2 separate regions of the Homo sapiens genome follow, and region 2 is linked to region 1. The links are chromatin contacts, found by Hi-C or POLR2A ChIA-PET in ENCODE. All regions are on one chromosome and are shown on one strand. Each heading gives the region's core, a stretch centred on a gene start or an enhancer-like site at or near the end of the contact. The rest is flanking DNA. Distances are from core to core; before and after follow the strand shown. Region 1 overlaps HRH1 (histamine receptor H1). Region 2 overlaps HRH1 (histamine receptor H1).

What was found. Hi-C counts contacts between places; a loop is a spot of excess contacts on that map. ChIA-PET counts read pairs that join two places held with the same protein, here RNA polymerase II (POLR2A). Pooled maps may share reads with other maps.
Region 2: a loop to region 1 is called in a map of endothelial cell of umbilical vein, with 5 times the contacts of the local background. The contact joins two enhancer-like sites. A Hi-C loop is called at or near these places in 3 of 168 maps with a recorded cell type or tissue (PC-3, chondrocyte and endothelial cell of umbilical vein) and 4 of 50 pooled maps. POLR2A ChIA-PET finds 5 or more read pairs at or near these places in 11 of 52 experiments (AG04449, BJ, MCF 10A and 8 more).

What each region holds. Positions count from the first base shown.
Region 1 is chr3:11,200,402-11,203,071 of GRCh38, reverse strand. All of the region lies in intron 1 of HRH1 (histamine receptor H1), which reads right to left. All of the region lies in intron 2 of LOC102723663 (a long non-coding RNA gene), which reads left to right. Among named protein-coding and RNA genes, the nearest start is that of HRH1, 47 kb to the right of the region's middle. Within about 2 kb of position 1,336, at least 5 of the 41 ENCODE cell types and tissues checked have a DNase peak (open chromatin) inside an H3K27ac peak, as active enhancers do; they include PC-3 and endothelial cell of umbilical vein, where a contact is called at or near this core.
Region 2 is chr3:11,236,960-11,239,629 of GRCh38, reverse strand. The region is part of intron 1 of HRH1 (histamine receptor H1); the gene reads right to left. Among named protein-coding and RNA genes, the nearest start is that of ATG7, 34 kb to the left of the region's middle. Within about 2 kb of position 1,354, at least 6 of the 41 ENCODE cell types and tissues checked have a DNase peak (open chromatin) inside an H3K27ac peak, as active enhancers do; they include PC-3 and endothelial cell of umbilical vein, where a contact is called at or near this core.

The DNA of each region.
Region 1 (2,670 bases), core at 87-2,586:
GGGAGAGATGGAGGAAACTGACATGCATACTATTAAGTGAAAGAAGCCCATCTGAAAACGCTACGTACTATATGGTTCCAACTGTATGACGTCCTGGAAAAGGCAAAACTTTGGAAACAGTAAAAAGATCAATGGTTAGCAGGATTTGGGCAGGGGAAGGGATGAATAGGCAGATCACAGATGATTTTTAGGAGAGTAAAAAATGCACGGTATTAGAATGATGGATACATATTATCCATTTGTCCAAACCCACAGAAAGTGCAACATCAAGAGGGAGCCCTCATGGAAACTGTGGCTCTGGGTGACAATGATGTGTCATGTAGGCTCATCCGTGGTAACAAATGCACCACTCTGTGGGGATGTTGACAGTGCAGGGGACTGTGCATATGTGAGGACAGAGGGTACATGTAAATCTCTATATCTTCAGCAGAATTTTGCTGTGACCCTAAGACTGCTTGAAGAAAAATAAAGTCTTCGTTAAAACAAAACAAAACATCTTGGCTAGGGGATGGAGGAGGGTGGGGGCCAGGAGGTCAATACCACATAGGGTCAGGATGCTAAAAGCTGGAAGAAGTCTTAGAAATCATCTAGTTAAAGTGGCTCCCAAACAAAGGTTCCCTTTATTTTTAATTAATTATTTATTTATTTATTTATTTATTTATTTATTGAGATGGAGTCTTGCTCTGTCACCCAGGCTGGAGTGCAGTGGTGTGATCTTGGCTCACTGCAACCTCTGCCTCTTGGGTTCAAGTGATTCTCCTGCCTCAGCCTCCCGAGTAGCTGGGATTACAAGGCGCTCACCACCACACCGGGCCAATTTTTGTATTTTTAGTAGAGACAGGGTTTCGCCATGTTGGCCAGGCTGGTCATGAACTCCTGACCTCACATGATCTGCCCCCCTTGGCCTCCCAAAGTGTTGGGATTACAGGCGTGAGCTACAGCGGCCAGCCTCAAAGTTTCCTTTTAATCTTTCCTTTTATTAGAAATTAGAAATAATTTTATCTACCGCAAAACTCAACCGTATGTATTAAGGAAGAATCCATTTTCCCCACCTCTGAATTACCCCAAGACCTCCAGCTCTTCAGTCCTGGTGCCTGCCCCGGTGAGGGGGGAGTATGTGGAGACAGCCAGCCCAGGCAATTTGGCAAAACAAGAGACTGCCCAACACTGCCACAGGCCTGGGCGGCAGACAAATGATTTCCTTTAACTTCTCGGAAAAGTTAACAATAGCCTGGACTTCACAGAGAGGGGCAAGGTCCCCGCTTTTATTTTTCCCAGCTGGACATGCTTCCTGTGAGCAACTCAGCAGGCACTTGGCAAGGCCCAGACAGGCTAGCTTTCTTCCTGGGCATGTCCCCCTTGAGGGTGTGGCAACAGCCCTGGTGACACCTGGAATTTTCAGACAGCCCTTCTCCGACTAGTCTAAGGATATGCTGTTTTTTCAGCCTGTTTCTTGGAACCCCATGTTTAACCTCAGGTCCTTATGAACCTCTGCAGAGGTTTCCCTCACTCTGATCCCCACTGTTAGGCACACACCCCAAAGCATCCAGGACACAGTGACTTCCTCTTAGCTCCTCTCCCTCATGTCTTTCTCTGCCCCTCCCACTGCCCTCTACCGTCCCCCAAGTCTAGTCTCTCTGCTTTGCTCTGGTTGCACCATTACTCACCATCCCATAATACCCCGTGCCCTTTCAGACTTTGGAGCTTGTGCACATGCTGTCCCCTTTGCCTATGAAAGGGCTTCCTCCATCTGAGCACCTGGCAAACTTCCATACAAGCAGGGCAAGTCAAATCCTTCTCCTGCACATCAGAGGCTTGCCTCTGTCAGCCCCTCTCTGGCCGTAGGGCAATTGGTTTATGTGCACTCTGCTTCCCCTTCTAGACTGAGGGGATCCTCTGAGAAAGATGGCATGTTTCCTCTGTTTGAGCTCCAGTTTGGACAGGGCCAGTAAGCAGCAGCGGGCCTCTGGATACCTTTCTCTAGCGAATCCACTGATAGATCCCCGAAAACTGCACACAGCATTTTGAGGGCAGGGGCATCTTTCTGAGGAGAGGCCCTCAAAGGGATCTATTCCCCCTTAAAAAACAAAGAATTCTACTCTAGACCCTCAGCATCTTAATGGAAGGGGATATGTCTAATCTTTTCCTCTATTTCACAGCTCTGCACATAGTAGGCCATTACTATAAAATGATATTAAGTCATGGAGTTTTTTTGAGCTGGTGATCTAGTCCAGCCTTCCCATTTCCCAGATGAAGGAGCTGAGCCCCAGAGCAGGGAAATGCCTTACTCATTTGTAAGCCAAATGGAATGATCAGGGGAAATGACTTTCTGCGTAAGGGTTAGGTAATGGTCATATATTAATATTAATTTCCTCACCCTTCCATGTATTCCCTAATCAGTTTTCAAGTTTCTACTCTGTGCGAGGTATAAGTGTGGGGATGCAGAAATGAACAGCACATAGTTCCTGCTCTTGGAGAGCTCACAAGCTGCAGGAAGAGATGAATGCCTGGATCATGGAGAAGCTAGACAGAGGAGGGAGGAATGATTTCCTGGCCTGGCCTCTAGGAAGCTTTGTGGAGAAGTGGCATCCAAGCTGTGCACAAAGGATGTCCCAGGCTCTTCAACGGCAGAGCTGAGCCCATGTCCCTGCTGTATTCTCCAAACAGTCA
Region 2 (2,670 bases), core at 105-2,604, 37 kb before region 1:
TAGTCCTAAATGTATGAGCTAAATTTTTGTGACCTTGAGTTAGGCAAAGATTTCTGAGACACAGCACCAAAGGCATAAGGAATTTTTAAAAACTGCTAAATTGGACTTCATCAAGATGAGAAACTTTTGGGTTTCAAGAGGTACCACTAAGAAAATGAAAAGCTATGGAATGGAAGAAAATATTTATAGGTCATATATCTGATATATCATATATCTGATGTATCCAAAATACACAAAGAACACTTCCAACTCAATCATAAGAAGATAAATAACCCAATTTATAAATAGGCAAAGGATTTATATAGACATTTCACCAAATAAGATAGAGGAATGGCTCAAAAGCACATGAAAGGATGTTCAACATCATTAGTCATTAGGGAAATGAAAATCAAAACCACAGTGAGATACCACTTCACATGGACTAGGATGACTATAATTTAAAAAGAAGGACAATAACAAGTGTTGGTGAAGATGTGGAGAAAGAAGAACTCTGAAACACTGCTGGTGGAAATGTCAAATGGTGCAGCTACTGTGAAAAGCAATCTGATAGTTCTTCAAATGGTTAAACATAGTTACCATATGACTCAGTGATTCCACACCTAGATATATACCCAAGAGAACTAATCGTGTGACCACAGAAAAACTTGTATGCAGATACTCATAGCATTATTCATAACCACCAAAAAGTGGAAAAAAACCAAATGTTCATCAACTGGTGAATGGATTTTGATTAAAATGTGGTCCATTTGTCAATAAAAAGAAACACAGTACTGTTCCAAGCTACACCATGGGTGAACTGGAAAAACATCATGCTAGGTGAATGAAGCCAGACACAAAAGGCAACACATTGAATGATTCCATTTATATGAAACGTCCAGAATTGGCAAATTTATAGAGACAGAGAATAGATTAGTGGTTGCCTGGTAGTGGAGGGGGGGACAGGAAGGGATCTTTTGGAAAAAACAGAAATGTTCTAAACTTGGATTCTGATGATGTTTATACAACTCTGTACATTTACTAACGATAACTGAATTGTATGATTCACTTAGAATGGGTGAATTTTATGATAGGTAAATTACACCTCAATCAAGTTGTTTTTAAAATTTTTCAGTGGATGAAGAAAGAGGCTGCTCTGGGTTCCAGATCTGTCTGTTTTTAAAATCTATTTCACTACACCAGTGCTGGGAAACAGGATCAGCTATAAGATTCTTCAGTTTCATTTAAATGAAAACAAACTAGTTGCTTAGCGGAAGAACTGCTTTAGCCAGAACCAAGATTTAGATAAAATAGATATCATGATTTCTTGTGAAAGGGGCAGTGAGATGTTATGCGTAACTTCTAAATTAGTCATCAGAAGTGGAAGGAGAGGAATGACTGAGCTACATCAAACCCTTTCCTCCCGCACATCTGTGATCTTTCTCATTTTATAATTTGGTTTAAGAGATTGAACTTGTTTGATTGTTTGTCTGCTCCCCACAACCCCCAGCCCTGGTGTGACAGGCTGGGATTTTTAAAGCTAAGTGCAGGAAAGGGAAACTGAAGGATATTATCACTAAATGGCAAAACAAACAAACAAACAAACAAACAAACAAAGGCAGCATTAAAAGCCCAGCTCAGTTATCTCTTACTTTCTGACCTCAAAAAGCAAGGGAGAGGCTGGGCGCAGTGGCTCACGCCTACAATCCCAGCACTTTGGGAGGCTGAGGTGGGCAGATCACAAGGTCAGGAGTTCGAGACCACCCTGGCCAATATGGTGAAACTCCGTCTCTACTAAAAATACAAAAAAATTAGCAGGGCGTGGTGGCGCATGCTTGTAATCCCAGCTACTCGGGAGGCTGAGGCAGGAGAATTGCTTGAACCTGGGAGGTAGAGGTTGCAGTGAGCTGAGATCACGCCACTGCACTCCAGCCTGGTTGACAGAGCAAGACTCCATCTCAAAAAAAAAAAAAAAAAAAAAAAAAAAAAGGAAAAGAAAAAGAAAAGAAATATTTTCAGGATTGCATCAGGCTGGGAGAGTTTCCATATTGCATCGTTTAATCCTCAATCGTTTAATCCTTAATCGTTTACCGTGCTGGTAACCTCACCAAAATAATTCTGCCCCCAGCCTCCCATTTTAATGATGTGGAAAGAGAGGCTTCTGGAGTTTTTAGGGCTTGGTGCCTGCACTAAGAGATCCCAGAGTGACTGAAGAGCAAGTTTCACTTAAAGGCCCAGGTGGCACCCATCTGCTAAGACCTTCCAGTGAACTTCACATACTCCCCCCACTCCATCCTCTTTTCCATTGTGAAGAGAGGGAAATAAATAAACACTTTAAATAAAGATTCCAGGGAATTGAAAACATGGACATCCGTGCTAACGTGAGAAAAGGATACAGTGAATACATCATCCTCTTTTTCACTGTGAAAAGAGGAAAATAAACAAACGCTTTAAATAAAGATTCCAAGGAATTCGAAAATATGGATATCCGTGCTAACATGAGACAAGGACACAGTGATTACACCACCACACCCAGCACACACACAAGTATCATTTCAGGATAGGATGAATAATGTGTTCATTTTGTTCCGAATCCTTGGAGATTAAACTCTGAGAAATACACTTTCAAAGACCAAAGTCATTCAGGCTGTTCTCTTCTTGAGGAAAAAAAAAGTGATTGATGATATTGAACTA